Regions from separate parts of the Homo sapiens genome. Here all the other regions are linked to region 3. Evidence: chromatin loops called from intact Hi-C (ENCODE). Cell type or tissue: mammary epithelial cell. All regions are shown on one strand. Region 1 overlaps LOC105372385 (a long non-coding RNA gene). Region 2 holds the start of LINC00665 (long intergenic non-protein coding RNA 665). Region 3 has its middle 4.0 kb from the start of ZNF566-AS1.

Region 1 (2,500 bases), 370 kb before region 3:
GGTATGGTGGCGCATGCCTGTAGCCCCAGCTACTTGGGAGGCTGAGGTGGGAGAATCACTTAAGCCCAGAAGGTCAAGGCTACAGCGAGTTATGGCACCACTGCATTCCAGCCTGGATGACAGAGCAAGACCCTGTCTCAAAACCAAAAAAAAAGAAAAGAGGCCAAGCACGGTGGCCCACGCCTGTAATCCCAGCATTTTGGGAGGCCGAGGCGGGAGATCGAGATCATCCTGGCCAACATGGTGAAACCCTGACTCTACTAAAAATACAAAAATTAGCTGGGTGTGGTGGCGCGTGCCTGTAATCCCAGCTACTCAGGAGGCTGAGGCAGGAGAATGGCTTGAACCCAGGAGGTGGAGATTGCAGTGAGCTGAGATCGTGCCACTTCACTCCAGCCTGGGGACAAGAGTGAGACTCCGTCTCAAAAAAAAGAAAAAAAGCCAGGCATGGTGGCTTATGCCCATAATCCCAGCACTCCGGGAGGCCGAGGAGGGCAGACCACTTGAGTTCAGGAGTTCAAGACCAGCCTGGGCAACATGGCAAAAACCCTGTCTCTACAAAAAATACAACAACAACAAAAATTAGCCGGGTGTGGTGGCACGCACCTGTAGTCCCAGCTACTTGGAAGGCTAGGTGGTAGGATCACTTGAGCCTTGGGAGGTAGAAGCTGCAGTGAGCTGTGTTCACACCACTGCACTCCAGCCTGGGTGACACAGCGAGACTCCATGCCGTGACACCAGCACGTGGCGTGTCACATTATTAAGGATTATACAGCCAACAGTTACTGGGCTGGTTTCCTTTAATCCTCACAGCAGGCCCTGTCCGCAAGTCTTTCACCGTTTCCCGTCAACACTCCACCTTTCCTGCCCAAAGTTTGGGGTTGGGAGGGAATTCCCAGGGGTTCCCAGGACTTGGGCTCGCCTCCCAGATCCCGCAACCTTTGCGTGCCTAGCCTCGGCAATGACCGCCCATCTGCCACGAGGGGGCGGCAGCGCACCGTTCAGACGCTGCGCCCCTGGTGCATTATGGGTCGCGTAGTCTCAAAGGTGGCATAAGCATCCTGGAACGCAAACGGCATTTCCCAGAAAACTACGCGACAATCTGAGCCTGGTCTTGCCCAGAGCTGGAAGCTGAGGTCTCGCCCCTGCCGGCGTTGCGGGGGATTGTGGGATGTAGGCATTTGGCTCCGCGCTCCGCGAAGGGCGGTGCAGCGCAGGCGCGGGCATCCGGTACAGACAGCCGAGCTTAATCTGAGGCGGGGAACCAGCGTCCCGGGGGAGGCGCCGAAGCTGACTTTCTGGCCGCAGTGGAAGTGAGGCGAGCGAGCTCCCTTAGTGGCTGGAGCCGGCTGGGCCTCCTTCCTGTCCTCCTGCTTTCCTGCATCTCTACTTGTCCCTTTCCCCGGGCTCCTGGTCCGCTCCCAAGCCTGTTCAAGCACGAGGCGTTTCCATCTAAAAAAAGAAAAGAAATCTCTTTTGCCGGGCGAGATGTCAGAGCCCCGGGAGCGAAAGTGTTGGTAATGTTAGACAGAATGAGTTCCTCTTCAAAAATCTAACTTCCTTGTCCTTTGCTCTATGAACTGTCCTTCCTGCAGAAACTGCCCTTACCGGGGAAACTGCCCCTCCCCGCCGCTGCAACCCATACCCCGCCTCTATTAGAAATAGGCAATCGGAATCAGCTTAGATTGTGAGGTCCAACCCTAGCCAACGGGGGTTAAAAACCCCTGCTCTCCTTTATTAGGTGTGCTTTTGGTACAGGTCTGGGCAGCACGCTTCTGCAGAAGTAAACTTTGCCTTGCTAAGAAACTTTTCTCCGAGTGCTGGTCTCTCTCTGTGGCACCAAGAACTTATTTCTAACAGTAAGAAGAATTTACTGAGGACAGCGTAGGCTTGAAAAAGAAAAGTTTTACTAGAAAGAATGCTGCCGGGCACTCACGCCTGTAATCCCAGCACTTTGGGAGGCCGAGGCAGGTGGATTGCCTGAGCTCAGGAGTTCGAGACCAACCTGGGCAATACAGTGAAACCCCATCTCTACTAAAATACAAAAAACTAACTGGGCATGCCAGCATGTGCCTGTAGTCCCAGCTACTTGGGAGGCTGAGGCAGGAGAATTGCTTGAACCCAGGAGGTGGAGGTTGCAGTGAGCTGACATCATGCCACTGCATTCCAGCTTGGGTGACAGAATGAGACTCCATCTCAAAAAAAAAAAAAAAAAAAAAAAATGAAGGAAAGAATGCTGCAGGCCAGGCAGGGTGGCTCACACCTGTAATCCCAGCACTTTGGGAGGCCGAGGCAGGCGAATCACCTGAGGTTGGGAGTTCAAGACCAGCCTGACCAACATGGAGAAACTACTAAAAATACAAAATTAGGCGGGCATGGTGGCCCATACCTATAATCCCAGCTACTTGGGAGGCTGAGATAGGAGAATCGCTTGAACCCAGGAGGCGGAGGTTGTGGCAAGCCAAGATCACACCATTGCACTCCAGCCTGGGCAACAAAA
Region 2 (2,500 bases), 160 kb before region 3:
AAATAAAGTAAGCAAAAAAGTTAAAAGGATAAATGGTTACAGGAAAGTTAATAGTTCCAGGTGCAGGGGCTTTAAGATTATTACAAGGTGATAGACGCGGGGCTTTTGGGCATAATCAATCGGATGAATTCCTCGGAACTGCGGATATAGCTTGCCACAGTATCTTAACAGTTAATTGCATTCTTGGATGTGCTGGGAGTCAGCTTGCACAAGTTAAGTCCTTGAGGAAGGGGCTGCCAGTGAAAGAGCCAAGATGGAGTCCATCTGGCGCTCTTAGCTAAGGGAGAGTCAATTCAGGTGGAAACAAGGCTAGGTGATTTAAGGAAAGGGAGAGTCTAAAAACAGGGTTAGTAAAAACCAGGTTGGGCATTACACTACTAAGATATCAAAACCAGGAACTTACTTCCTTTAAAACAATTCCAAACTAACTCGCTGTGCCTTACACAGAAATTTCCCCCAAGAAATATGGTTTTATAAAGCCTGAGAAGTTGTTGCTATTAGGACAAACACCAAAACTAAAAATTGGTTTAATTAGCAACAACAAAATTCCATTTTAACTGGCTGTCCTTATCAGAGACAGTCCACTAAATAATACAACTGGCAAAAAGTGAGATTTTGTAAAGGTTGGGGTGCTTTATTATAAACATAACATAAACCAGGAATGTATTTTAATAAACCTCAACCTGCGGGTCACTCCCTCCCAGGCGTGCAACAAAACACCTGCCTAGAAATCAAAAGGCGTTTTACCCGAGTGGGCTGAAAAAGCCCCGTTTTTACCTTTAATCTGGAGACAATACGGGTCAGAGGTCAGGAAACTACATCAGCGCCAGTGCGAGCGCCCACGAGTCCGGTGGACGGATGAGAAACGGCCGGGGGGCAGCCTGAGTCCCAGTTCCCGCCGTGGCAATGGCCAATTTCCCACCCGTGGACGCAAAAGGCCAGGACTCCACGCTGCTGACCCTCCAGCGTCCCATGTCCGGCAGGCACGTGGCCGAATAGCCCAAGACTGAGGACTCACACTTCCCACTTTGCACCTGGAGGCCACCTGCAGACCAACCTTGCGCCAGGCTTCCGGAAATGGGAGGGCGGGCTTCCGGAAACGGCGGCCAATGGGAAACGTGATCAGATGTTACTAGGCAGACAGTCCGTTTCCAGGCAACACAGAAGAAAGGAACGCGCTCAGTCAGCCTCAAATAGACGGAGATTTCAGCCAATGGATGTGCAGGTTCCCTCCACATTAGCCAATAAGAAGTGCTTGGGGCCTACCTGCCTACAAGCACAGCAAAAGCTTTCCTGCGCATTTTTGCGCTGGAATGGCTACCTGCCGCGCCAAATCAAAATTTACAATCACCCTTGGTGCTGTTTCCTGCACTTTCTTGGAGATTTGCACCAGGCGCTGGAGACCCTCCCACCTGGCCCATGCCTGCCACCCGGTGAACACCAAGACCCAACCTTCTGCACCACCAGTCTTGTTGTCAGCGAACAGGCTAGTAAATTATTGAAGGGGTGGCCTGCCCCTCCACACCTGTGGGTATTTCTCGTCAGGTGGAACGAGAGACTGAGAAAAGAAAGAGACACAGAGACAAAGTATAGAGAAAGAAAAGTGAGCCCAAGGGACCGGCGCTCAGCACACGGAGGACCTACAGGGACACTGGTCTCTGAGTTCCCTCAGTATTTATTGATCATTATCTCTACCATCTCGGAGAGGGGGATGTGGCAGGCCAATAGGGTAATAGTGGGGAGAGGGTCAGCAGGAAAACGTGAACAAAGGTCTCTGTGTCATAAATAAGTTTAAGGAAAGGTGCTGTGCCTTGATGTGCACTTATACAAACATCTCGGTGCATTAAAGAGCAGTATTGCCGCCAGCGTGTCTCACCTCCAGCCCTAAGGATGTTTTCTCCTATCTCAGTAAGTAGAACATACAATCGGGTTTTACACCAAGACATTCTATTGCCCAGGGACGAGCAGGAGACAGATGCCTTCCTCTTACCTCAACTGCAAAGAGGCCTTCCTCTTTTACTAATCCTCCTCAGCACAGACCCTTTTCGGGTGTCGGGCTGGGGGATGTCGGGCTGGGGGACAGTCAGGTCTTACCCTTCCCATGAGGCCATATCTCAGGCTATCACATGGGGAGAAATCTTGGACAATACCTGGCTTTCCTAGACAGAGGTCCCTGCGGCCTTCCGCAGTGTATTGTGTCCCTGGGTACTTGAGATTAGAGAATGGTGATGACTTTTAACAAGCATATTATCTTCAAGCACTTTTTTAACAAAGCATAGCCCTAAATCCATTGAACCTTGAGTCAACACAGCACATGTCTCTGTGAGCACAGGGTTGGGGCTAGGGTTACAGATTAACAGCATCTCAAGGCAGAAGAATTTTTCTTAGTACAGAACAAAATGGAATCTCTTATGTCTACTTCTTTCTACATAGACACAGTAACAGTCTGATCTCTCTTTTCCCCACAGAAGGGAAGGGAGGGAGGGAGGGAAAGAAAAAG
Region 3 (2,500 bases):
TGAGGCAGGAGAATCGCTTGAACCCAGGAGGCAGAGGTTGCAGTGAGCCAAGATTGCACCACTGCACTCCAGCCTGGGCGACAGAGTGAGACTCGGTCTCAAAAAAAAAAAGGATACATTCTGAGAAATGCATTGTTGGGCAATTTCATCATTATGGAGTGTACTGACACAAACCTAGATGGTATAGCTGACTGAACACTTAGGCTACATGGTATAACCTGTTGCTCCTAAACTACAAAGCTATACAGTATGTTACTGTACTGAATACAGTTGGAACACTGTAGGGACCAGCCCTACAAGGTCTGTGGGTTTTTCTCCCTGTGTGCAGAGACTAGAGGTGGTAGAAATAAAGACACAAGACAAAGAGATAAAAGACACCTGGGCCCGGGTGAGCCACTACCACCAAGACACAGAGACTGATAGTGGCCCCGAATGCCAGGCTGCACTGTTATTTATTGGATACAAGACAAGGGGGGCAGGGTAAGGAGTGTGAGCCATCTCCAATGATAGGTAAGGTCACGTGGGTCACGTGTCCACTGGACAGGGGGCCCTTCCCTGTTTGGCAGCTGAAGCGGAGAGAGAGAGAAGACAGCTTACGCATTATTTCTGCATATCAGAGACTTTTAGTACTTTCACTAATTTTGTTACTGCTATCTAGAAGGCAGGGCCAGGTGTACAGGATGGAACATGAAAGCGGACCAGTAGTGTGACCACTGAAGCACAGCATCACAGGAAGACGGTTAGACCTCCAGATAACTGCGGGCGGGCCTGACTCATGTCAGGCCCTCCACAAGACATGGTGGAGTAGAGTCTTCTCTAAACTCCCCCGGGGAAAGGGAGACTCCCTTTGCTGGTCTGCTAAGTAGTGGGTGCTTTTCCTTGGCACTGACGCTACTGCTAGACCACAATCCGCTTGGTAACAGGCGTCTTCCCAGACGCTAACGTTCCGCTAGACCAAGGAGCCCTCTGGTGGCCCTGTCCGGGCATAACAGAGGCTCACACACTTGTCTTCTGGTCACTTCTCACCATGTCCCTTCAGCTCATACCTCTGTATGGCCTGGTTTTTCCTAGGTTATGATTGTAGAGTGAAGATTATTATAATATTTGAATAAAGAGTAATTACTACAAACTAATGATTAGTGATACTTGTGTATAATCATATCTGTGATCTGTATCTAGTGTAATTCTTGTTATTTTATATATTTTATTATACTGAAACAGCCCATGCCCTCGGTCTCTTGCCTCGGCACCTGGGTGGCTTGCTGCCCACAGAACACAATGGTAAGTATTTATGTATCTAAACATATCTAAACACACAAAAGGTACAGTAAAAAAAACAGCATGAAAAGTAAAAAATGGTACACTTGTATAGGGTACTTACCAAGAATGGAGGCTGCAGGACTGGAAGTTGCTCTGGAGAGTCGATGAGAGGTGAGTGAATGTGAAGGCTAGGACATTACAGTACAACACTCTAGACTTTATAAACATTGTACACTTAAGCAACACTACATGTATTTAAAGTTTTTCTTCCATAATAAATTAACCCTTGCTTGCTGTAACTTTTCTACTTTATAAATGTTCAAATTTTTAAAAGCTTTTTGACTTTTCTGTAATATCGCTTAGCTTAAAACACAAATACATTGCACAGCCCATGTGGGATCCGTATCTCTTGGTAAGGAAATGTTGCAGGTCAGATGTCATTCTTATGTGGCCACATAGAGGTAGAAAGACTGCATATATGATACTGCCTTTCCCAACCACGGGCTCGTATTCTAACATACCGCAACAATGCCCAATATTTATGGGGTCATAGAAAATAGGATTCACTATGGTTGGAGAATTTCCAGAGCCAATTTAAGTTCAGGAATGCTGGCAATGAGAATGATCAGTAGGAATCAGTGTAATGATTTACATAGTTGAAACTATCAACTGGGCCAGGCTGGTGGCTCACGCCTATAATCCCAGCACTTTGTGAGGCTGAGGTGGGCTGATCACCTGAGGTCAGGAGTTTGAGACTAGCCTGGGCAACATGGTGAAACCCCGTCTCTACTAAAAATACAAAAATTAGCTAGGCATGGTGGCACACACCTGTGATACCAGCTACTCGGGAGGCCAAGGCAGGAGAACTGCTTGAACTTGGGAGGCAGAGGTTGCAGCCAGCCAAGATCATGCCACTGCATTCAAGCTTGGGTGACAGAGCAAAGACTCCATCTCAAAAAAAAAGTTAAAATAGAATAAAACATATAGCCATTATTTTTCTGTTTGGGGCAATTTTAAAGTTTTTCTTTTGTCACAAAAACAGGAATGTACTATGCAAAGGCTTGAAATAGGCCATCTTTTTTTTTTTTTTTTTTGAGTTGGAGTTTCGCTCTTGTTGCCCAGGCAGGCTGGAGTGCAATGGCATGATCTCGGCTCACCACAACCTCCATCTCCTGGGTTCAAGCAATTCTCCTGCCTCAGCCTCCCAAGTAGCTGGGATTACAGGCATGCACTACCACGC

Evidence for each region. A loop is a pair of places that touch in the nucleus more often than their neighbours do. Peaks named below come from ENCODE experiments on the same cell type or tissue, not always from the same donor. Only the 100,000 strongest peaks of a DNase experiment are listed, where the experiment ranks them.
Region 1: a loop joins it to region 3, with 11 times the contacts of the local background. A loop is called at or near these places in 18 of 110 quality-filtered maps.
Region 2: a loop joins it to region 3, with 7 times the contacts of the local background. A loop is called at or near these places in 3 of 110 quality-filtered maps.

Annotation. Positions count from the first base shown.
Region 1 is chr19:36,126,907-36,129,406 of GRCh38, forward strand. LOC105372385 (a long non-coding RNA gene) reads right to left here. Exons shown (of 3, transcript XR_935954.3): 3 at 1,043-1,452. Among named protein-coding and RNA genes, the nearest start is that of CAPNS1, 12 kb to the right of the region's middle. RefSeq lists an enhancer at 1,345-1,574. In mammary epithelial cell, a CTCF peak has its summit at 985 (motif pointing right); a DNase peak (open chromatin) is centred at 1,115; H3K4me3 peaks cover 984 bases; H3K27ac peaks cover 1,177 bases.
Region 2 is chr19:36,330,670-36,333,169 of GRCh38, forward strand. LINC00665 (long intergenic non-protein coding RNA 665) reads right to left here and starts at 1,049. Exons shown (of 6, transcript NR_038279.1): 1 at 778-1,049. In mammary epithelial cell, no CTCF peak of the experiment used is centred here; a DNase peak (open chromatin) is centred at 1,142; H3K4me3 peaks cover 1,649 bases.
Region 3 is chr19:36,492,340-36,494,839 of GRCh38, forward strand. No RefSeq gene overlaps it. Among named protein-coding and RNA genes, the nearest start is that of ZNF566-AS1, 4.0 kb to the left of the region's middle. In mammary epithelial cell, a CTCF peak has its summit at 972 (motif pointing left); no DNase peak of the experiment used is centred here.